6 separate regions of the Homo sapiens genome follow, and regions 2, 3, 4, 5 and 6 are each linked to region 1. Evidence: chromatin loops called from intact Hi-C (ENCODE). Cell type or tissue: CD4-positive, alpha-beta T cell. All regions are shown on one strand. Region 1 overlaps CDHR3 (cadherin related family member 3). Region 2 overlaps ATXN7L1 (ataxin 7 like 1). Region 3 has its middle 38 kb from the start of CDHR3. Region 4 overlaps ATXN7L1 (ataxin 7 like 1). Region 5 overlaps ATXN7L1 (ataxin 7 like 1). Region 6 overlaps ATXN7L1 (ataxin 7 like 1).

Evidence for each region. Hi-C counts contacts between places; a loop is a spot of excess contacts. Peaks named below come from ENCODE experiments on the same cell type or tissue, not always from the same donor. Only the 100,000 strongest peaks of a DNase experiment are listed, where the experiment ranks them.
Region 2: a loop joins it to region 1, with 5 times the contacts of the local background. A loop is called at or near these places in 5 of 110 quality-filtered maps.
Region 3: it touches region 1 in a loop (7-fold over the local background); 16 of 110 quality-filtered maps call a loop at or near these places.
Region 4: a loop joins it to region 1, with 6 times the contacts of the local background. A loop is called at or near these places in 25 of 110 quality-filtered maps.
Region 5: it touches region 1 in a loop (2.7-fold over the local background); 6 of 110 quality-filtered maps call a loop at or near these places.
Region 6: a loop joins it to region 1, with 11 times the contacts of the local background. A loop is called at or near these places in 3 of 110 quality-filtered maps.

Annotation. Positions count from the first base shown.
Region 1 is chr7:106,020,903-106,024,902 of GRCh38, forward strand. It overlaps CDHR3 (cadherin related family member 3), which reads left to right. Exons shown (of 19, transcript NM_152750.5): 14 at 1,296-1,546; 15 at 3,479-3,660. Among named protein-coding and RNA genes, the nearest start is that of CDHR3, 60 kb to the left of the region's middle. In CD4-positive, alpha-beta T cell, no CTCF peak of the experiment used is centred here; DNase peaks (open chromatin) are centred at 1,409 and 1,759; H3K4me3 peaks cover 1,122 bases; H3K27ac peaks cover 1,840 bases.
Region 2 is chr7:105,690,058-105,694,057 of GRCh38, forward strand. The region is part of intron 3 of ATXN7L1 (ataxin 7 like 1); the gene reads right to left. Among named protein-coding and RNA genes, the nearest start is that of EFCAB10, 110 kb to the left of the region's middle. RefSeq lists enhancers at 1-544, 545-1,220, 1,221-1,896. In CD4-positive, alpha-beta T cell, no CTCF peak of the experiment used is centred here; DNase peaks (open chromatin) are centred at 1,174 and 2,114; H3K4me3 peaks cover 1,944 bases; H3K27ac peaks cover 1,454 bases.
Region 3 is chr7:105,922,836-105,926,835 of GRCh38, forward strand. No RefSeq gene overlaps it. Among named protein-coding and RNA genes, the nearest start is that of CDHR3, 38 kb to the right of the region's middle. In CD4-positive, alpha-beta T cell, no CTCF peak of the experiment used is centred here; a DNase peak (open chromatin) is centred at 2,176.
Region 4 is chr7:105,758,528-105,762,527 of GRCh38, forward strand. All of the region lies in intron 3 of ATXN7L1 (ataxin 7 like 1), which reads right to left. Among named protein-coding and RNA genes, the nearest start is that of ATXN7L1, 120 kb to the right of the region's middle. In CD4-positive, alpha-beta T cell, a CTCF peak has its summit at 1,884 (motif pointing right); DNase peaks (open chromatin) are centred at 1,884 and 2,404.
Region 5 is chr7:105,676,446-105,680,445 of GRCh38, forward strand. The region is part of intron 3 of ATXN7L1 (ataxin 7 like 1); the gene reads right to left. Among named protein-coding and RNA genes, the nearest start is that of EFCAB10, 97 kb to the left of the region's middle. RefSeq lists enhancers at 2,487-3,426, 2,560-2,699. In CD4-positive, alpha-beta T cell, no CTCF peak of the experiment used is centred here; DNase peaks (open chromatin) are centred at 1,566 and 2,646; H3K4me3 peaks cover 2,117 bases; H3K27ac peaks cover 2,899 bases.
Region 6 is chr7:105,847,390-105,851,389 of GRCh38, forward strand. The region is part of intron 2 of ATXN7L1 (ataxin 7 like 1); the gene reads right to left. Among named protein-coding and RNA genes, the nearest start is that of ATXN7L1, 27 kb to the right of the region's middle. In CD4-positive, alpha-beta T cell, no CTCF peak of the experiment used is centred here; a DNase peak (open chromatin) is centred at 2,262; H3K4me3 peaks cover 898 bases; H3K27ac peaks cover 2,558 bases.

The DNA.
Region 1 (4,000 bases):
TGACTGCCCAAAGGCCCAAGAAAAGGGTGAACCCCCCAATTCCTGACTACAGTATGAGTCATAAAGCATATTAGTGTTGTTAGAAAAAATGCAGTCCAACTTTTCGACCACCTCTTTTCCTGAAAGCTGGTAGTGGGGGCAGGGAATCCCAGTCCTCTCTCTGGATAATAATAGATTAAATAGATTAAGTGCGTTTTGAAACGTGTCCTCAGGAATTCTCTTCTGCTCCATTCATCTTCTGTCTTTAAAAATATACCATCGTAGGGAAAAAAGAGCACCCCTCAATGGAAATTAGACCAAAATAGCTCATCTAATGAAGTGCTGGGGCCAGAGATTTAAACCCAAACAAGCAGAACAATTCCACGTGAGAGAGTAAAAATCCATCCCTGCTGCCTGCTGTGCCCTTGGCCGAGCAGGAACTTGAACAGTAGGAAGCCTCTCGAGCTGGCTGTGTCACAAAACCCAGGGGCAGAAACTGCCTCGAGACTGCAGTTGCCGAAGATGGAAACAATCCATACTGAGAGCCCTAAGGCCTTTATGGAGCATTTTGCTGTTAAGGGAGCAAAAATTGCATCATCTCCTGCTCCATTTACTGGTGTTCAGTCGGTAATGAGTCTGGAGCCAGTGGAGGAATGAGCGGGCATGTGCTTGGGCTGGCAGCCTCTCTGCCCCAGGCTCCCTGAGCTGAGCCATGAGCCCCAGCAGAGCTGTGTGTGTGTTTGGGGGTGTGATGGGGTGGGTTCAGGAGGACCTGGGACTGCAATTCCCGCAAAGCCAGGAGGCACCTTCCTTTGGAGGACTCCAGGGACAGCCATAACCAGTGTGACCCACTGGGTCCTGTGAAAAGCATGCAGTGAACTTGGCCTATGGCTAGGGATGTGACCTATTCTACCCTCTTGAAACCCACTCATTTGTTTGAGTGTGAATTACACGTGTTGTTACCAAATAATTGCCGGATGAGAAATCAGAAGGGGCTGCACCAGGGTTACAAAGTCTCTGCTTAATACTCAGCAAGATGGCACCTAGGCTAAGGGTGTTGTACTATTGTCCTTTTCTACTCAGCCTTGTTTGCAGCCACACTGGTTGTGAGCAAGAGTTTCTTTGTACTAATGCCATCTCTGGTGCAGTTAAAGCCTGTAGCATATAACTAATCCAGCTCTGGTGTATCAGAGACACAGTCTACACTTGAGGTGTGGACATTTGAGAAAAAGATTGAATGCAGTTTTCTTCTAAACCTTTATTTCTTACTCTCTTTTCTTCCTTTTACCAACACCCCTGCATCAAATCTCATTTAGGTAACGTCAACAATCATTTCACCTTCTCTCCCAATGCTGGTTCCAATGTCACACGCCTGCTGCTTACATCTCGCTTTGACTATGCTGGTGGGTTTGATAAGATCTGGGACTACAAGCTACTTGTCTACGTAACTGATGACAACTTGATGTCTGACAGGAAGAAAGCGGAGGCTCTTGTTGAGACAGGAACAGTGACACTGAGTATTAAAGTCATTCCCCACCCAACCACTATCATCACCACGACCCCCAGGGTAAGGGCTTTAGGACCTGGAATCCCCAGGCACATTCCCTTGTGAGTTATGTTGATGGACTTCTTTCCCCGGCCTGGAGGTATGTGGGGTGGACTGAAGAGTTGAGGTATTAGGATGTTGCCAAAAATGGCAACCATGGGCTGGACTGGAGTAGCTGCAGGGTGGCAAAAATCTGGTGAGACCTCAGACTCATAACCGCTAACTCAACCACTAACATTTCCTGTTCTGGTAGAGAAGAGTGTGTTGTTTGTGCAGAGACTTGTGAGAGATCAGACCTCAACCATCTGTGTGGCTTGTGGCACAGGAGCTGATTTCCATGGGCATGCTGCCAGTTGCTACCTTCACAACCCCTCTCTGCTTGTTCAGAAGAGTCTTTGCAAGTCAATATCCATGAAATTAGGTTGCTTGCTTACTGCTGGGTGCTCTTTCCCACATCTTTTGAAGAATCACCAGGTACCAATCTGTACCCTACACCCCACCTCCGCTCCAAAAAAATTCATCCAATCTACAAATATCGATTTAATGCCTATAGTGTGCCAGTCACTTTAGCAAACAAGCCAAAAATGATCCCTGCTCTCAGAAAGCTTATTGTATAGGCGAGTGATTCTCTAAGTGCGGTCCCTAGACCATCAGAATCAGCACCACCTGGAAACTGGTTGGAAATGCAAATTCTCAGGCCCAGCCTAGATTATTAAAGTTATAGGTTACCCAACCATGATCATCACCATGACCTCCAGGGAAGGATGCTGGAACCTGGAATCCCCAACTCTATCCCCTAACCTAATGAATCCGAAGCTCTGGAGGTGGGGTCCAGTGAGCTGTGTTTTCAATCAGCCTTTCAGGGAATTCTAATGTGCATTAAAGTCTGAGAGCCACTGATCTAGAGGGGGAGATAGATTACAAACAAGTATTCAAATTGACAAAGTAAATACAGACTGTGGGAAAGGGTAGGAAGAAAATGACCAGGTGCTATCACAGAATTGGCCTGGAGAAGGAAGGGAGAGCCTTGAATCTGACAACAGGATTATCTTCCCTGCCCCTTGGAGGAACTGGCTTGCATCTATGCTGACTCATCTGTCCCCTTTCTTCCTCCTCCTCTTCCTCCTCCTCCTCCTCCTCCTAGTAGAAGCTGCACCCCTGGTCAGCAGCCTGATACCTGCAGCATGCCAGAAGGAAGATAATCAGAACCTTAGAGAACCCACTATGGAGGTGGCCAGCTTCTTCTCAGAGTCTTGCCAGGAGCTGGTTCATGCTTCTCTCTCCCATGCTCGAGTCAATATGACCCCAGTGAATGGAGGCATATGGCAACCCTAGGACTTTCCTTGTGGGAGGAGCTGGTAGGCTCTCCTGAGTGAGGAGTTCCCACCTTTCTTGGGCTCAGAGCATGACCTGATTGTGACATCTCCAATCCTGAAACCTCCGTAACTTGTTTGTTATCTGTCTCCAGCTCTAGGAAGCAGATGCTGAACTTGAGGCTTTGCTGTGATATCAGCCCACTGCTCTGGCAGTGGCAGCTTGTAGTTGAGAAAACACTGAAAAGCCTACAAGGCATTTAAAAAAACAACTTTCGTGGCTTATGCTGTCTCGGTGAGAGACAATGGCTATATTCGTCCCTGGGTTATGCCCAGATATGGCAGAAAAAAAGCCAATGGAGTTTTTTTTAGCTTTGGGGAAGGGGAAGACAGAGAATAAAATAAGGCCTAGAGTTGTTTTTCAGTTCCCTAAAATTTCTGGGTTTTGATCTAATGGATGTCTGCAAAGACTATAAATAAGGTGATGGGTTGAAGCAGCAAGAACTGTGAGCACACAGATGTCCAACTTATAGAGCAATAACAATAACAAAGAGTGGAATAAACACTCAACACGAGAGAGTGCTGAATGTCAAAATCACTACCACCCTCTACTCACCCTCCCTGCTCTCTGTTGTTCAAGCCCAGGGTCACCTATCAGGTCCTGAGGAAAAACGTTTACTCTCCATCTGCATGGTACGTGCCGTTTGTCATCACTTTGGGCTCCATATTGCTTCTGGGTCTCCTCGTGTACCTGGTCGTCCTATTGGCCAAAGCCATCCACAGACACTGCCCCTGCAAGACTGGGAAGAACAAGGAACCTCTGTAAGTTGCCAGTGGGCTGGGCCCTCTTCCCCACCTCCTTTAGGACACTGTTTCTGGTGACATCAGGAGAAGGAAAAATGGAGAATCAGGATTTCTCTACAAGGCAGGTTGCCTGGAGTGAAGGCAGGAAAAGGAGATACGGGGGAAGGAATCCCAGCTCCCCTCGGTCCTGGTGCACTTTCTTTGTCACCTGCTAGGCCAGGAAACCATCCTTTTGGCTTTCCCTGGCAACCTACTCTGTCCTTGAGGCTCTTAATAAGACTGGGGCATCAACCTTCTGATGACCTTGCCCTGGATAAAATCTTCAGCAAAGCCCTGTTGTAAATAGCGATAGAATATG
Region 2 (4,000 bases), 330 kb before region 1:
GCAATGGCGCGCTCTCGGCTCACAGCAACCTCCGCCTCCTGGGTTCAAACAATTCTCCTGCCTCAGCCTCCCGAGTAGCTGGGATTACAGGCATGTGCCACCATGCCCAGCTAATTTTTGTATTTTTCGTAGAGACGGGGTTTCTCCATGTTGGTCAGGCTGGTCTCGAACTCCCGACCTCAGGTGATCCGCCCGCCTCAGCCTCCCAAAGTGCTGGGATTACAGGCATGAGCCACCGCGCCCAGCAAAAAAAAGCATTCATATGAATGAGAGAAACATGGAGGAGAAAAGAAAGCCTCTCTTGGCAGCACTCAGCAGTTAGAACTATGTCAAGCCTCATCCTAATGGTCACATTTACCACCTTGGAAATTTCCGTTTTCACTGTCCGTTCTCATTCATGTGATGCTGGGGGTGGGGTTGGACCCATCTGTGTGGGACTCAAGGTCTTGGATCTAAGCAGACCCGCTCCTCAGAAGGCCTTCCGTGAGGCCTAAATGATGTTTGTCGTCTTCTCCTTCTTTTGCGATTTGTTTAGTTTAAAATATTTAACCCGAGGCACAATGAAGTGTCTCATTTACAAGGTTCTCCCGGACCATTAGACTGGGACTCCACATTCATTATGCTGATGAACGCGCTACTTACTCATGCAAATTCCAAGAGCGGCAGACTCAGAGATGGGAGGTGCTCAAGGTACGATATCAAGGGCTGATTTAATTACACAGCCATTCAGTGGGACAAGCACGGCAATTTTTAGCCAACTGTTCTAGTAAATATTACGGGAAACCCTTTTATAGAGTGCTAATTCCGGCTTAGTGTTTTCGCTAAGCTTTAGTTCTTACTCAAACATGCACACGGGCCCCCAAAGATGCTACCACCAGGCCAGAAAATCACACAGATAAAGCATGAGCCCATATGCCATCTTGCAGTCAATCATCCTTTTAAAAATGTTATAAATGTCTGCATATCACTGTCATTTAGGTGGGGACAAACTAAGGTCCAGTAACTTCCCTGTGTCTGTTCTTCCTCCGTCCCCCTCCCCCGTGACTCTGAGTCCTGCAGACCAGCCCTTGGGCATGTTTTGGGTCACCAAATGCCACTGCTCCCAGGAGTTTGACAAAACAACCGCTGTAAACTCATTTCAGACGTTTGAAACAATACCCAATCACTGCATCCACCCTCGAGGAGCGCCCCAGAGGAAATGGCATCATTACTTTCATTTTACTCCGTTTGTGAACGACTAAAGGAAAACAACACGTCCTAGGACTCTCGGGAACGTTATTAAGTGACCCCTAAGAAATTAATCATCAAGAGCTAAAATAACCCTCTGCTGCACATACACCGCCGTTTCTCTAAGTGGAGAAACAAATTTCACTTTCCACAGTTGGAACAGAAACTCTTATGCATCCCCGTTTCTTCAAAAAAAAGTCTATAAATAACCTAGGATCAGCAAAATTATGCAAAACATCCTGCTAGAAGAAGAAATGTAAACTAAAACCACTTACAGAGAGACTCAGGCTGCCAACTTAATCTGATGCTACGACGACTGTAAACATGTTGTACTTTTGGAACCTGAAGCGATCCACATTAGCACGGATGTCAGTAAAAAAAAAAAAAAGAAAAAAAAAAAGAGAGAGAGAGAGAAAGAAAAAGGAGGGAAAAAAATCGCAACGACTAAACAACAACAAAAGCCCAGCCCCAAACAGAGCAACGTGATACGGTATTCTGCACGGTGCACAGCCCGACGGCTGACCAGCTGCAGTCAATACCAGCTATCCGCGCTTGCACACGCCAACTGTTTTGACTACACGCACTTGTTAAACACGGAGTTTCAGGTCCTACCAGTTGGACACCAGAAGTTCATAGAACTGACCCAGTGCCAAGAACAACAAGCACAGAAAGCGAACCGGCTGCCTCGTGCGGGTGTTTTTGTTAACTGTTTATGCAAGCCCCAAAGCAATTGGGTAACAATTACGAATAAAAAAGAACTTAAATTACAAAAGCAAAAGATTACCACCTTGAAGGAAATGTAGATATTGGCAGCTGAAGGACAGACGTCATGCTACTTTATTGGTGGGGTGGGTGGGTAGTTTTCAGAGAGAACTGGTTGGGGGAGGGGGAGGTGTCACATGACACACTGCGGTTATTAGCAGAAGGAACTGGGTGCTTCCTCGAAGCATCTTTTAGAGATTGACTTAGATTTTGCAAATGTGGAGGCTTTGCTGCACATGTGGGGGTGATGGCAGGAGCACTAGAATTTGTCAGTTGGTAAATCCCATAGGAGAAGAAAGGGACATGCTGGATGAATTTCTTTCTTTCCTTCCTTCCTTCCTTCCTTCCTTCCTTCCTTCCTTCCTTCCTTCCTTCCTTCCTCCCTCCCTCCCTCCCTCCCTTCCTTCCTTCTTTTTTTGAGATGGAGTCTGGCTCTGTCACCCAGGCTGGAGTGCAATGGCGCTATCTTGGCTCACTGCAACCTCTGCCTCCTGGGTTCAAGCAATTCTCCTGCCACAGCCTCCTAAGTAGCTGGGATTACAGGCATGCACCACTACGCCTGGCTAGTTTTTGTATTTTTGGTAGAGATGGAGTTTTGCCATGTTGGCCAGGCTGGTCTCGAACTCCTGACCTCAAGCGATCAACCCGTCTCAGCCTCCCAGAGTGCTGGGATTACAGGTATGAGCCACCGCACCCAGCTCTTTCTTTTTTAGAGACCTTTTGCTCTGCCACCCAGGCTGAAGTGCAGTGGTGCCATCAGAGCTCACTGCATCCTTGAATTCCTGGGCTCAAGCGATCCTCCCGATTCAGCCTCCTAAGGAGCCGCACCACTGCCCTTGGCTAATTTTTAAATCTTTTGTAGACACGGAGTCTTGCCACCAGGCTGGTCTCAAACTCCTGGCCTCAAGCGATCCTCCTGCTTTGGCCTTCCAAAGCACTGGGATTACAAGCATGAGCCGTCATGCCCAGCAGAAACACTTCTTAAATTGCTTATTTTAACAGGCTTTTCCATTTTTCCCAGAGTGCATCAAGCAGTATCTCACTGTAGGACCAAGAGAATTAACCAAATAAAATTTTAGTTACCTGAGGAGTTCAGAAAACAATTCCAAGAGAACCTGGGTGTGGACGTAAGAGTGAGAAATTTTTTTTGTTTTTGTTTTAAATAGAGACAAGGTTTCTCTCTTGCCCAGGCTGGAGTGCAGTGGTGCCATCATAGCTCACTGCAGCCTTGAACTCCTGGGCTCAAGGAATCCTTCTGCCTCAGCCTCCCAAGTAGCTGGGACTATAGGTGTCTGCCACCATGCCTGGCTAATTTTTAAAGTTTTTGTAGAGACAGAATCTCACTATGTTGCCCAAGCTAGTCCTGAACTCCTGGCCTCAGGCAGTCCTCCCGCTTGGGCCTCCAAAGTGCTGGGGTTACAGGCTTGAGCTACTGTGTCTGACCGAGTGAGAAATTTTAAATTGCTGGGTGGACTTAAATCTAATGCCCCATCCATCCATCCATCCATCCATCCATCCATCCATCCATCCATCCATCTAATTTGAAGAATAAAATGTCACCCCCTTCCCACTCCACAGGTTTTGGGGAAAGTAATGAGTAAGTAGAAACAGGCTGTTTGGAAAAGCCACTGTGACTGTGGGCCAGCTTCACCTTTGTTTTGGAGAGCAAAGGTTGCTCTTCTGGTTACGGGGCCACCAGCGCCATGGTGGTGAACAGGAACCCACATAGTGGCTTTCTCTTTCCCCTCAAAGTAACCCACATTTTATTACCAACTATATATAGAAATTGTTTCACTGGGATCTGAAATGGAGCCACCCTGGAGTGAAATGCAGCAGTTGCCTGATACATCACAGGAGAAGAGCAAAGGCAACTTAGCACATCCAAGACCAAGGAAGGAGCAGGGGAGGAAGAAGTCGGGAGCAAGAAGTCTGGGGTGGGGAAAGGAGGAGGGTGGAAGGGATGCAGCAAGAGAGAAGTTTCAGGTCCTGAGGGAGAAGTGAGCCTTTTTTT
Region 3 (4,000 bases), 98 kb before region 1:
TTGAACATGCTAAGTTTGTGGGAATTGTAACAGTAGCAATGGGAAATGAATACACCTTTTATACAGTGGAGGATGACTAAATAATTTATTTTGAAAATACAACTGTCACAAGGATGAAATATTCATGATCACAAATTGGTGCATTCTTAACTGTGGATAATTATGTATGAAGCCAAATTGTAATAAAACTGTTATTTGCCAAACATAGAAACCTTGCTTCGTGACTAGGCTGAGCCCAGAGTGTTATTCTCTTCTTCTGCCTGTTATGTATCTGGGCAATTGTAGGGCCTTTGCAGGTGAATCCAGTAGAGAACATGCTAAGAATGAGCAGCAGTCATGCATGACTGTATCATTGAAAGCCTTCTAGCCATTTTACAGCTTCACCTCCGTGGTTTTATTTTTTCAGAGGGGACTGAAGGAGATGAATGGATAATAAACTATGGCTAAAAACTTGGTCTGGATGAACTCTTTGATGCGGGGCATCAGGGGGGTGGGGGTGATGGGTGCGTACCATGGGATCAGTAGCCCTGCACCAGCTCAGAGGTATAATTGTGAGGCTGGTGGAAATGCTCATCGGGGAGAAGGAAATCAGGATCACAGCTTCTGAGGACTGAACATGCTCTCAAATATAGAATCATTAATGGCCTTGGCATTCATGGTGTTAGCCTTGACTCAAATGAGAATGCCTCGACCCTTCCCAGGTTCTCCGAGGCCCCTAAGTAGACTGTCACTGGGACTTGGGGACATGGAGCTCAGTTAATGGCCTCTTATTTTTACTATGCCATAGCATCCACCTGATTTCTGGAAGGCATTGCTTCACTTTCATAGACAGAAGATGTAACGACTGCCACGAAGATCCCTGGAGCTCTGCCTGGCGATTCTCACTCCCACTGGGTAGCTGACAAATTTTCCCTGAGAAGACATGGTTTCCTCCAGCAGCAGCAGAAGGAGTCATGGGTTTTTCTGTTTCATGGCTCAAACTGTTGTGACTCGGAATTATACTAGGACAGGGCCCTGACTTATTCTTCTGGGCTGGGCTGAGTAAGGCCTGGCTGAGTGTAGCTGGGTACACAGGTAGGGGTGGAATCAAAGCTGGAGGTACCCATAATGCTGGTTAGGAGGATAACTAGCTAGAATAAGGTTGGCAAGAACTGGGTGAGCAGGGATAGGAATTAAGACTGAGGACTGGGCTGAGGGTAGGTCAGGGGTTCTGGCAGCAACACAGCTGGAATGAATGGAGAAGCACACAAACAAAACCAAGCTAAGAAGAGCCTAGATCAAGCTTGTCCAACCCATGGCCCACAGGCTCCATGTGGCCCAGGATGGCTTTGAATGTGGCCCAGCACAAATTTGTAAACTTTCTTAAAACATTATGAGATTTTTTGGTGATTTTTTTAGCTCATAACTATTGTTATCATCTCCAGAAGGTGTTCAATTTACCTTGTCTAGATCCATTAGAGGAATCACTGTCTATGACAGCTGTAGCTTTATGAAATGTATTATATTTCTTAAATAGTAAAACTTGAAAGTTGAAATTATATATTGATCCATGGGCTGCAGAATGAATGTTGTGTTAGCAAGTATGAAAACATCATTAATCTCCTTACACATCTCCATCAGAGCTCTTACGTAACCAGTGCATTGTCAATGAACAGTAATATTTTGAAAGGAATCTTTTTTTCTGAGTAGGTCTCAACAGTGGACTTAAAATATTCAGTAAAACCATGCTGTAAAAAGGTGTGCTGTCATCTAGGCTTTGTTATTCCATTTATAGAGCACAAAGCAGATTTAGCCTAATTCTGAAGATCCCTAGGATTTTTTAAATAGTGAATGAACATTGGCGTCAACTTAAAGTCACCAGTTGCCTTAGCCTATAACAAGAGAGTCAGTCTGTTCTTTGAAGTCTGAAGCCAGGTATTGACTTCTCCTTTCTAGCTATACAAGTTCTAGGTGGCATCTAGATGGCATCTTCTCCCAATAGAAAGCTGTTTTGTCTAAGTTGAAAATCTGTTGTTTAATGTAACCACCTTCATCAATGATCTTAGCTAGATATTCTGGATCTTGCACTTTTATGTGCACAAAGATGTCTTTTATGTTAACTAGATGACTTCTTTCCTTAAACCTCATGAACCACCCTCTGGTGGCTTTAAACTTCTCTTCTGCAGCTTCCTCACCTCTCTCAGTCTTCATTGTACTGAAGAGACTTGCTCTGAATTAGGCTTTGGGCTTAAGAGAATGTCGTGGCTTGTTTGATCTATTTAGACCACTAAAACTTTCTTCATGTCAACAACAAGGCTGTTTCACTTTCTTATGATTTGTGTGGTTACTGGAGTAGCAATTTTAATTTCCTTTAAGAACTTTTCTTTTGCATTTACAACTTGGTTAACAGGAGCAAGAGGCCCTGCTTTTGGCCTGTTTCAGCTTTGGGCATGCCTTCCTCAACTAAGCTTAGTCATTTCTAGCTTTTGATTGAAAGTGAGAGATGTGTGATTCTTCCTTCCACTTGAACAGTTAGAGGCCATTATAGGGTTATTAATTGGCCTAATTTCAATATTTTTGTGTCTCAGGGCATGGGGAGGCCTGAGGAGAGGAAAGAGATGGGAAAATGGCTGGTTTCTGGAGCAGGAAGCACACACATATATTTATTTATTAGGTTTGACACTTTATATGGGTGCAGTTTGTGTCACCCCCAAACAATTACAATAGTAACATCAAAGACCACTGATCACAGATCACCATAGCAGATATAATATTGAAATATTGCAAGAATTACAAAAATGTGAGCCAGAGACATGAAGTGAGCACATGCTGTTGGAAAAATTGCACTGATAGGTCTTGCTCAACACAAGGTTGCCACAAACCTTCATTAAAGAAAAAATGCAATATCTGCAAAGGGAAATAAAGTGAAGTGCAATAAAACAAGGTGTATCTGTAGTTGTGCTGCTGCAAAAATTATCTGTGCTCTGTCTATTCATCCTTTCCCCCTCCCAATCCCTGGCAACCACTGATCTTTTTCCTGTCTCCATCGTTTTGCCTTTTCCAGAATGTCATACAGTTGGGATAATAAAGACAGTACGTAGCCTTTCAGATTGGCTTCTTTCACTTAGTAGTACACATTTAAGCTTCTTTCATGTCTTTTCATGTCTTTTCATGGCTTGGCAACTCATTTCTTTCTAGTACTGAATGATACTCTATTGTCCGGATGTATCGCAGTTTTTAAAATCCGCTTACCAACTCTTAACTTTTAATCCAGTGATTTTCAAACTGGGGCCTTTGGAGATCTGGGCTGAATGTGTATTCTTGAGGACTCAAGAGTTTTAGAATTTGAGAGATAACTAGCCAAGCATATAGTATGTGCTCAATAAGTATAATCATTAGTGACAGAATTACGACTATTGTAAAAGAAGCTACAAGTGTTGTGAAGCAGGGCTGGGTGGGGCATGTGTTCACAAGCGTTATCCCAGAGAGGAGAGGCATGTCAACGGGATTTGTAGTCAATGCTGTTTATTTGCAGCTGGAGAGGGTTTGAACTTCCTGGACAGCTGCCTGGGGCTGCCCAGGCTTCAAGGGCCACATTCCTGGGGCAGATGCTGGACACTGCTGTGGCCTGACAGTTTCTGACAGCCCCATTTTAAAAACCTGGAACATTTTCTTACCTTGAGTTTTCTGGCACTGTTCCCTTGCTCAGTGATTTTCAGAGATTACGGTGTGATTCCTCAATTACCTCTGAAAGGTCTTCCTGTTCCCTGGGCTGTAATTCATGGGGCCTGGAGACCTGAACTCATTTGGGCTGCTCGGGGCTCCCTAAATCTCTGTCCATCCATCTTTAGCTTCTGTTCTCTCTTAACCATCTGTGTTCTGCTCCACTAATATTGGAGATTTTGCTTCCAGATGGCAAGGCTAGAGTAAAATTGCAGCTGGGCAGTGTCATCATCTGTTCCACCATCTACCCCAGGCCATCACCTTCCTTTGTTCATCTTCTTACCTGAAACACAATTTT
Region 4 (4,000 bases), 260 kb before region 1:
GGGTTTGCTCCTTTGGTAGCCAGTGGAGGACAGATCAGTGGTGACAGGTTCTGGCTCTGTGGCCCCCTGCCATGCCACTCTGAAAGGGGGCCCTCCCCTGCCTGTGCCTAGGCCTCCCTGGCCACCACCCAGTTTTTCCATGAGGGTCTACCGCAGAATGCAGGTGTGAAGTCTTTACTCTGTACCTCCCTACACTGCCCAGGGTAGAATGTGCTGGTTCTTCTCAGGACTGTGCCATCTGTAGATAGACCAGGGCCTTAGCCTTCCTTCTTAGCAAACGAAGTGTATCAGTTCATAGGAAACCACTCTGCTGATGACACTCAACATCTGAACACAGGACAGTAAAAAAGGCCCTTGATTTGGGAGGTACGGGGAAGAGAATGGAGACAGGCACGATTCTGTCTTTACATCTTGAGCCATCCCTGCGGAAGGGGGTCCGTGGGGTGGCCGGGGGTGGTAAGGCTTCAAATCCTTTCTTTGAACCATTTTAAAGTTTTCTTGCATGTTGCCTCCTTTCCCCATAAACCCATGTAACACATCACCAACTACTACACAGAAAATGTTAAATATATAATAAATATACTAAATTATATAAAAATATTATTTAGTGGCCTTTTTTTTAGTTTATTCTTACTTTTTTTTTTTTTTTAATCCAGGTACCCAATTTTATCAGCCACGTTTGGAGTAATGGGTTGATGAATGTTGATACAGTCATGGGGTTTCATTTATTCATTATGTCTTCCTTCTTCTGTGGGAGGCAGCGCTGAGATGATAAATGCTGGGCTCAGATCCAGCTTGGGCCACTCACTCCCAAGATTCATACACAAACAGACCAGCTTGATCAGGGCCCAGCAGGGAGGTGAGGCTTAAACCTCCTCGCTGGAGGAGGAGCCAATAAGAAGACTGGCAGCTTGGATAGTGAGTGTGTGTGTGTGTGTGTGTGTGTGTGTGTGTGTGTGTGTGTATGTCAGAGTGACCTATCCCAGGTGGATGCTGGGAGTGGTGGCAGGAAGTGGGGTGTGATCAGAGAGACAGGAAAATGCTCAGAGAAATGTGTGATAGCTCAGATAGGTCTCAAACCACAAGGCCCTGTCTACACATCCAGCACGATTCCTTCTGGAACACAGGGAGTTAAAGATGAAACAACTCTAGAAACTGAAACCAATTATCCATGGCAATTTATTAAATAACTAAGGTTTCTAGGCCTTATTAAAATAAATGTTTAGTGTATTTTCTTATTCTCTGACATTCAGTTCTTTACTTGTCAGCACCTGCTGGCAGCAGCTGGAGTAATCTTACCAATTTTGCCATATGTGCAAATCAATTTGATTTCCGCCCCCCCCAAAGATAGAAATCAGTAAAGTGATTAAGTTACAATTAAGGCATGTCATTGAAAGCCCAGATAACATGAAAAGGCTGAGGAGGAATCAGCTGGAGGTCACCAGTGATTTCCTTCCACCCAGGTTAAATGATTTTCCCCCCTCATTCTCCTGCCTGCTCTACTGCATGTGACACTGTGGATGAATCAACAAGCCTCCTCCTACTTCTGGGAAGTCTCTCCTTTTTCTGGCTTCCATCATGCTTTCCATATGCCAAGTTCTCCTCTTGTCACTCATACTGGCCCCCTAACTGTTAATCTGTCTGTCCATCTATCCAACCATCCACCCATCCAATAGATGTTTAATGACCCAGTGTGTCATGCACTGGGAAAAGTGACAAAGGATATTTATGTATGGTTTTACAGTTAAAAAAATGCTTTTCCATATATTATTTAATTAAATTCCTGCTACAACCATATGAGGGGGCTGTTAGGATCCCCATTATTTTATATATGAGGAAACAGGCTCTGAGAGGATCTGCAATTTATTTAAAACAGCACAGCCAGCAGGTGGCAGGGTCTAGACATGAATTCAGGTTTTCATCCCATTAAGAATTCCTAATGGTACTCTCCTATATACTGGTGAGGTATAATTTCTCAACTAGCCTCACTGTTCCTAATGAAATGTCACGCTCCAGCTATCACGTATTAACTGAGACTATGTTAGGCTCTGAGGGATGCAAAGACTGAGTCCCCATCCTCACAGAGCTTGTGGCTGAGTTGGGAAGGCAGACATTAAACATTTCTGTTCACACAAGAAATACTTGTTTTCAACATATAAGGGAGAGCTCATCTAGTTGTGAAAATTAGGGGAGTCTTCCAGAAGGAAGTAATCATTAAGATGCAGTCTGAAGGATGAGTCAGAGTTAGCTTTGGAAAGCGGGGATGAAAGAAAATCACATGTACAGAGGGAAAAGCATGTATGTGCAAGGGCCTGTGGCAGAAAGACCCAATGTGCTGAAATTTTGAAGGCCAGCTTGACTGGAATATAGACAATGAAAGGGAGCCTGGCACAGGATGTGGCCCAGACCACACAAGACTTTGTAGCCATGATAATGATTTTTACTTTTAGCTTAAGAGCAAAGGGAAGCCACAAGTCAAGAGAATGACATGATGAACTTTGATTTTGATTCTGACTTCTGCGTGCAGAATGAATTGTAGAGGAGCAAGAGTGGAAGCAGGAACAGCTGGAAGGCTTTTGCAGTTGTCCAGGTGGGAATTGATGGCAGCTTAGACCAGCTTTGTGGTGGTGAAAATGAAGAGAAGAACCCCACAGGTACCCCCTGCTCTGCTCAAGCCCATTTCCTTACTAGATCCTGACACCAGAGTGTGCTCACGAATTTGCAGTGAATGGAAGCTTGTCCACACTTCAGGGCTCTGCTGGAGTCTCCTCTTCCAGGAAGCCGTCTCCAGACAATGCCAGTCCTCTGAGATCTTTCAGAAGTTGTACGTCTCTTCTGCGTTTTCCATTCTCACACCTGATGCTTCTCTATGGCTTGGCTGCTCTCTGGTCCACTCCTGGAGATGCCTTCATTTCTCCTGTTGTCTTGCTTTCTCCCTTTGGAAAGTAAATGCTTTGTTGGCATTTGCTGAATGGTATCAACATGGCTCCTTTGGAAATTATATTTGTAAATGATTACTCATGCCAATTGCCATGTTTCCCCCTAAATTAAACACTGGTTGCTTAAATGCGTCTTCATGATCTTGTTCTATCAAAATGTATGTCCCAATTTTTCCATTACTTCCTCTAAACTCTTTTCCATATTTCTCCTAGTAGAAAGCAGTTTCAGGGGGAATGGAATGGCGGTGGGGTGGGGGCAGGAGTGCAAGACCTGAATTCCTATACCTTTTTAATGGGGTATTTGATTAATCCTTTTCATGGGCACCATTATTCATGCCTTGATAGAATCTCATTTTATAGCTCTTAATACATGGACCCAATTTATCCACATCACATTGTATTCTAATACTTGTCATCCAAGTTATTAGCTATCTCCTTCTCAGTGTAAAATCATCAGTAAGTTTGATTAGCTTATTCCCTGGGGATGATAGGGGAGATAAGAACAGACACAGTACAATATGACCCCAAGGGCTCTGCATTCTCAAAAGAAGACTGCTACATGGAATCCATTTATGGAGCCAGGGTGGCCAAAACAAACATCCACCCCATGGGAGGGACTCTGTGCAACCCAGGAGCTGTAGCCATGAAGGGCTGACTGCTGCCATTACTGGCAGGACTGAGCTATCATCCTAAGTGGGATTTTAATAAAAAATAGTGGGGTTCTTCCACCACCTGCTTAACACTCCCTCCCAATGACTTTCCTGAGAATCACAGCCCAGAAGCTTCTCTTTACTCCTTGACACCCTTCTGCCTTCAATCCCTGTTCTTTTCCTACTGGGCACCTGGCAGGGCGGACAACCTAGAAGGAGATGCACAGTGCTGTGTACTGCTCTTTCTCCAGCACAGCCTTGGGTCTAAGCCTCCAGCCCTGTCTTTCTCTTCTCTGGAACCAAATCTGAGCCTTGGGACTCATAGGTGGCTTTGCTTTTGTAAGCAAAGTCACTCTTTAGCTTGAAAGAGAGAAGGGGCCTGCACAACCCCTATAGGATGGTAGGCTCCAA
Region 5 (4,000 bases), 340 kb before region 1:
GGACAGGTATGGCAGACAGCTGGACCTGGGCACGGGGGAGCCACAGACCCCAGGATCTTGGGGAGAAGATCCATGAGCTGGGATTCCCCATATTTAAAATACCTGATAGAATGGCTGGGCATAGTGGCTCACACCTGTAATCCCGGCACTTTGGGAGGCCGAGGTGGGTGGACCACTTGAGGTCAGGAGTTCAAGACCAGCCTGGCCCACATGGGAAAACTCCGTCTCTACTAAAAATACAAAAATTAGCCAGGTGTGGTGGCATGTGTCTGTAATCCCAGCTACTCGGGAGGCCGAGGCAGGAGAATCGCTTGAACCTTGGAGATGGAGGTAGCAATGAACCGAGATTGCGACACTGCACTCCAGCCTGAGAGACAGAGTGAGACTCTGTCTCAAAAAAACAAAACAAAACAAAAAACCCCCCAAAACAAACCTGCACATGTACCCCTTGAATCTAAAAGCTGAAATTTTAAAATAAATACATAAAAATACCTGAACAGCTGGACCGAATCTTCCCAACGCTGTCTTGAGGCAGCATCAGTGACCTTTGCCCTGGTGCCTTGAGCTAAGGCCTCATGGCTTGCCAGGCCCCGTGGAGGGAGGATCCTGGCTGCAGGAGGCAGAGCAGGTGCCAGGCTGCACTTCCACATCAGAGAACACACAGTGCAGCAGCCACTTCTTTACTTTTGGACAGCAGGGCCAGGGCCCCCAAATCTGTGATTTTTTAAAAGGTCCTGAGGTGATTTTCATGCTCCATGAGCTTCGGGAGTCACTGGAAATGCCGACCAAACATGCTGTCTTTGGAATCAGAAAGATCTGGGCTCAAATCCCAGCTCTGTCACTCATTAGCTCTGGGACTTGGGGAAATAACTTAACCCCCTGAGCCCCAGTCTCCTTACCTGTAAAATGGGGACAATAATACCCACATCATGGAGTTACAACAGGACAGGTGCTCGAGTACACTGAGTCCCTCATCTTAGCGCACATCACACGCTGTAATTACTGGTTTACTGGTCTAAGTGTCCTGTGCCTGGACACACCCAGAGGGCAGGTGTCCTGTTTACTCTTTTATCTCCAGCGTTTAGCACAGGGTTTTGCCCTCAAGAGCACTCACTCTATTCACTGTGGAATAAATGGGTGTTGGGAGGATTGATAACATGTAGAAGGTGGCTACCACAGTGCCAACTCATGGGAGACGCTTAACATTAAGTTCCCCTGATACATGATAATGTCCATTAAAAACACACACACAGGTAGTAGCTTTCCTCAGTAGGCAGTTCTCAGCCTTATCCCTGCCCCTGAATTAAATTAGTCCACTTACAAGAATCCTATGGGAGCACACTGTTTAAGGACCACAGGCTGATAAGAGAGGCCACCACTGCTTTATTTCTATCTGTACCAGTGTCTACTTTCAACAGCACAGGGCCATGGTCTCTTATAAGAGAAGGTGAAAAGTCTCCACTCACTGCTAAGCTCATGGTGTCGCTCAGAGCCACTCACCCCACAGACTGTCGTGGTCCCACAGCAGCCACTAATAACGGAACCATTTCTGTTCTCCTTGGAGTGGCAGTTGGCAGCGGCAAACAGGAAGTTGTCTTGAAGTAGGGTGTGGTTATGCCCTGTCAACATATGCGTACAGACACATACTTTTTTTTTTTTTTTTTCCTTTCTGGCCCCCTTTTCTCTCCCTTCTTTAGAAGCAAAAGGTCTGAGTTATTTTGGTGAAAACAAACTTTTTACATGATTTAAGATCAACCATCACTACCACACAAACAAAAACCCAGGACAGAAAGGGGCCTAAAACACAGCAAAGGGTCTATTTTCCTGCCACCAGTCACTCGCTTGTGGCATTTAGTTAGGAACTGACTGTGTGTGTGAGTGGGTGTGCTTTTTCCCCTTTATTTCTCTGGGCACACAGGAAACAGAGCCCTAGCTAGAAACCAGCCAGACACGCTGCCCAGCATCCTAGTGAGCCCGTCAGTCCACCTGTGGGCCAGTCGCCTGCGTTGATTCAGGGCCTGCAGTGTGCATGCACTGGACAAGGACCATCGTGGACAGGAAAGAAGGAAAAAACCAGGGTGCTAGTTTCAAACAATTTGTACAGTTTGAATAGAAAGGACCCTGAACATGTCTTAACACAAAGTACATATAAAAACAACAAAGAAACACAATGACTGAGTAGATAAGTGCACTGAGTAGATAATACACGGACATAAACATGGGGCGTTGGGGTTGACACGCCGGGAAGGTTCATTGCAGCTGGCTTCCCGGTGCTCTGAAAGGTGTGCTAGAAAATTTTCCACTCCACTCCTTCTCAGGCCGGAGGCTGGTGCCTCCAGAAGGGCTGTCCAAAATAGACTGGTCCCCAACCCAGCCTCCTACTCCTGACCTCTTTCTGAGGCAGCTACTCTCCCCGCTCCCCGCCTCAGCCCTGTCTCGGCTCCAGCTCCAGCCCACAGCCGGAGAGCACTGTCTATGCTAACACTCATTTTGCTAAATGCCTCGTGGGCTGCCAGCATGATCTGCCTGCCAGGATCTCTGTTCCGTGACCTGCGCCCAGCCCCACGCCGTCCTGTGTGGCCCTCGTGCCCTGCGCTCACACTTACACATCCCGGGGAGGCTGCCTTGCCGTTTGGATAAGGAGGCTGACACACGCTGGGCAACGCGACTCGTGGTAGTAGATGTTTCCTGGCTCCTGGATGAGGGCCCTGGCCAGTCAGAACGCACCACTTCCCCTTTAAGAGAGCACGCCCAGACGAGATTAGGGAAAGGCAGAAAGAAAAGCCCGGAACAGTCAGGGTTGTATCCTGAATTTGGCAGATGAACTTGGGTATTCCTGAACCACACACACAAGGTGTGGTCAGAGGCAGCAGGCTCCTCAGAGGAGTATCAGAGCCAGCGCTGTGTGTGCAGGGCTGGGCCTTTCCGCAGCCCTGGAGCTGCTGTCTGTCTGGCCTGGGTCCCCGGTCCCCAGGCAGCCTGAAGACACCTCAGGCCTTCCCACTCCCTCTTCGCTCAGGGTCTGACCATCTTGATAGGCAGAGTCCACTTCATTACCTAGCACTATGCCTTAGAGAGAGTAGAGAGGTCATTATAATGATTGGAAAATACTTTTGTGGGTTGTTGGAACTATTGATTTAAGCAGGGAGATTTCATTCATTCTGGATATTTAGAAAGTTTGGTCCCTGATCTTGGCCAAGGACAGTAGATTTGGAGGGGGGAGAATGCCTACCAAAACAATGGTTCACAAAGGCCACACGTTATATGAAATGTCCAGAATAGGTAAAACCATAGAGACAGAAAGCCGACTTGTGGTTGTCAGGGGCAGGCTGGGAAAAGAAGGCGGGGGGAGTGACTGCTTAATGGGCACAGGGTCTTCTTTAGGGGTGATGGTTGCACAACATTGTGAAGGTACTCAATACCACTGAATTGTACATTTTAAAATGGTTAATTTTCTGTGATGCAAATTTCACCTCAATTAAAAAAAAAACAGTGGCAAAGTACGCTTTGCGCATCTTTATCTTCTGCTAGGACCTCTCCTGTGTGGCATCCAACATTTCTTTGCAAAACCTGGTTATTACCTGATGAATATTAAATCAACCTTAGATAAGGGGTACATGCCTTTTAGTAAAAAAAAAAAAAAAAAAATTAAACCTTTAAGACACAAAAGTATTCCAAGACTCAGAAGTATGATTTTCCTGGAGAATTTTGGACTGTGGGGAGACAGCACTCCCTCACGTCATGATCACATACTTCCTCTCATCACACACAAGCTAGGCAGAGCCTACTAGGCATTAGAGAGATTAGAGAGGGCATTATAATGACTGCCTATGTAAGATGGTCTCCTGTGGGGACCATCCCTTCAGCCACTTGAAAACATAACCAAAGCCAGAGACAGTGAGTCCCCCGTGGGAGAATTATTCAGGGAGAACATGACTGGACTTCTGGGTTCTTGGCTTCCTTTTCCCCTCTTGTTGAGAGAGTTTCTTCCCAGAATTGA
Region 6 (4,000 bases), 170 kb before region 1:
AAAACAGTCAGACAGGACCTCTAGCAACAAGGAGAAAGCATGCAGGCTGGAAGCCTAGAGAACAGGTCCAGCTGAGAAATAATGTACAGCAGCAAGGGCAGGTAAAATCAGGGCAGGGTTGACTCTTCTAGAGCCAACCAACAGGTCCAGATGTGGATGGTGCTAAGGAAGACCTAAACTGTAAAACTATTGTTTACCCCAAGAACAAGAGCTCAGGACAGTAGAAAGTACATGGGTGGTAGAGATGAACAGATCCAGGTTCAAATCCTGGCTCTGCCACTTATTAGCTGTGTGATCTTAAAAGAGCTTCTTAATTTTTCTCTGCCCCAGTTTACTCGGCTCTTTGCAGGGTGATAAGACTGAAAGGCTAATATATATGAAAAGTGCCTGGCATATAATAGTTGTTCAGTAAATGGTAGTTTTTATTATTAGTACTGTCTTGTCAGCATAACTATTCATACGAAATGGCCCCTGCCAGCATTCAGTAACACCTGCCATGTGGTTTGAGAATTATCTGGAAATTTCTATTTTCCTAGCTACTTTGGTCCTATAGGCAAGATTGGATAGAAAATGTTTGAGCATTAAGATTTCCTAAAACTCATGTGATCCAAATATGACAGACATGGGTAAGTTAGCCTTAATCTATAGAGGGCTCTTAGAAAACAATGGGAAAAAAGATTAATAGGCCAATGGAAAATTAAGCAAAAACCATGAAAAAGCAACTCATATAAGAACATACACAAAGCTAACGAAATGTTCAACCTTATTAGTAATCATAAGAATGAAAACTAAAATAAGATAACATTTGAACTTATTAAATCATCAAATATCTGACAATCTTTGGTGAGATATTGGCCAGAGTTGGGAAAACAGCCACTCTCATACACTCCTGATGGGAGTATTAATTGGAACAATATTTCTAGAGGGCAATTTAGCAATGAGTATCAAAAGCCTCAAAAACAGCACACTCTTAGACTCAGCATTCCACTTCTAAGAATTTATGCTTTAGAAATAATCATGAATGTGTGCAAAAATTTAGCTACAAGGATATTCATTTGATTGCAATATTATTTTTAATAATGAGAACCTGAAAACAACCAATATATCCAATGACAGGGAATTAGTTAAATAAATTATGAAATACATTTACAATGGAATACTTAATAACTAGGAAAGGTACTCACCATAATCAACATAATACAAAATTATCCCATTTTTGTAAGTTACAGGAAACAAACAAAAGGTCAGCACTGGTTAATTCCAGATGACAGGGGTATAGGCTAGCTTTTTTCTTCTTTTGTTGATGTGCATCTTCTACAGTGATCACATATCACTTTTGCATGAAGAAAAAGCATCATTAAATAAATCTACTCATGGAGGTCCAGGCCCTCCATGATTGCAGCTCCGTGCACCCAGCCTAGAGCATGCTGCTCCTCGGCCCAGTGACTATTCTTCTAGCCTCCAGTTCCCTCAGCCTGCCAGCCCAGAGTGTGTTCTCAGGGCTGGGTCACTGCTTTCTGCTCCTCTCTGGGCCCTCTCCCTGCACTGCATGGCTCTAGACTCAGGTCTGCCACTAGCTATCACCCCAGTGGATCACTTGGTCTCCTCACCTCCATTCCTCCACCTGCAAGTCCCATGACCTAAGGCTTATCCTCCACTCCTAACCCCACGACACAGCAGTCTGAAAATAAAACTGCTCCACTGAATTTGACCATTATTGCACCATTATCACCACCCTATTATTAGTCCATCAGAGGGGACAGGCCATCACCACTGGCCTGAGAGGAGATGGACAATCTCAACAGGGCTTGGAGGTGTGATTTCACTTCCCTGCCAAGGAGGTGGCAGAAGGCTGGTCACCACACCAGGGCGTCACTCCTTGACAACACCACAACTGCCCAGAGTCCGTCCCTACGTAGTGATATGCAGGTGGGGAGGGCTCTGGCAAGAAGTTAGTGTAACCAGATCCCTTCTGACAGACCTGAGATGCGCAGGAATTCTTAAGGGCAAGAGGGTCAAGCCTGGTTTTCTCCCTGAATCTCCACCCAAACACCAAAACACCAGGGCTGGGCCCCCGCTAGAAGATGTGCTGCTCATGGGTCATGCAGGCTGTACTGAAAGACAACAAGTCACAGGAAGCTGCCTCTCTTACAGGGTGGTGCCGTCCTGTGGTTTCCCACCCTCTTGGAGGTGTAGCCATTGTTTGCTTGGTTTCATGACACCTCTTCTCCTCCTGAAAGTGCTGTATGTTGATTTTCCTTCTAAGTGAAGTGAACACAAATGATTCACCAGGGGCCCTGAGGTCACTGGGGCTCCCTGAGGATGTTCAGGCCCCTGAATGACAATGGGTGCTCTGAAGTCTGGGCCACTTCCTTCCCTCCTGCTTCCCATCTGAACTTAGAGGCAGATTAAGCCCCAGCTGCTCTCAGCTCTTTAAACAGAGTTGCCCTGATGGGCTGGCAAGTTCACACATACCTGCACCTTCTGAGGCTACCACAAGAGCTTTCTGTGACTCTTCAAATTTCATGCTTTATCTTAAAAATTAATGCAAATTTTCCTTGATACTCTATTTTTGCCCTACTGTATTTTATTAATTCTAAGCTGCACTCACCCCCACTTCCATTGTAACATCTTTAAAATCAGGATGTCTTAGAATCCACAGTGGCTGTAGTTTAATTGGCAGTGCTTTTTCTCAGTGTTACATAAAATAACAATGTATTTTCTGATAAATGGCATCTTAGAGTTGATGAAATATAATGATAAAAAAATACTTTCCTGTAGAATTAGAGTTGAACTGACATTCTGAAAGATGTGCCACCACGTTTGCACACTCCTGGCTCCCTGCCTAGGGCCCTGGTTTAAGGACCATTTCCAGATGTCATTTCCTCATGCCTGTCATGCCCCATGGCATCGGGAATACAGCCTTCACCAGCACACTGTTCCCACAGGAGAGGACCATGAGGAAGCTCATCCTGAAGGACACCCCCTAGTCCTCTGTTCCAGGGGCTACTCAATGGCAACCAAAGGAAATGTTCACTGCGCATTTCCCATGGGCCATGCATTGAGCTAAATGCTGTGTGTTCACTTCCTTCAACTTTGCCAACAACCCTATGAGCTACCTGTGATATCCCATTAAGCAGATGGGAAAAATAAGGCTGTGAGAGGTTATAGGACTTTCCTCTGTGCTGAACCCAGATCTCTCTGACTTAAGAGGCCTAGCACTGATCCCTGTGCCTCCTGAAGAACGAGCACAGAGCGAGCATGGGCTTCTGCTGCAAGACACTGTGGTGTCTCCTTCTGCACAGAAGGGGTACCCATGCTCCATATGGCCTGCCTGTTTGGAAAGTGATCCTCACTTGCCTGCAAGAGAGTCCCTCTCAGGAGCTCCCGGTTTCCCATCTCCCCAGACTCTGCAAATGCCCTCAGTGGGGGCCCTGGTGTGTAGGCTGAGCTGGAGGACAAGATACAGACAGATCTCAGAGATAATGAAAGTCAATATCAAAAGGGGCAGAAAGCCATCTCTGCCCCCAGGATATGTCACTTCAGTTCTTATTCCTTCCTGCTGCCCCGCTTCCTTATAACTTACCTCTTCACCTAGACACTTCCAAACTCAACTTCCCACAACACCTCCCTCCCCTTGCTCTCAAATTCTGGCTCGTTTTTTATGTGTATCCCACAATGATTTACAACCCTGAAACTAACCCAGGGAAACCACTGGATTTCTCAGACCTGCCCTCTCCTCCAGGCAATAATACCAGCTACCATTTTTCTGACCATCTATAGGATGGCAGCTGGTGACTTATCCCTAATCTTCCTAGGTCTGGTCCTGTTGTCCAAATGAGCAAGCAGAGGAACAGAGAGGCAAGGTAGCTAGCCTAAAGTCACACAGCAAGCAAGCAGCAGGGCCAAGAAGTTAGCTAAGGTCTGACTGCAAAGCTACGCCTTTCCCCCTGCACCATCGAGTTCCTCGACGATCAACTATACGCAGAGATGGGACTGA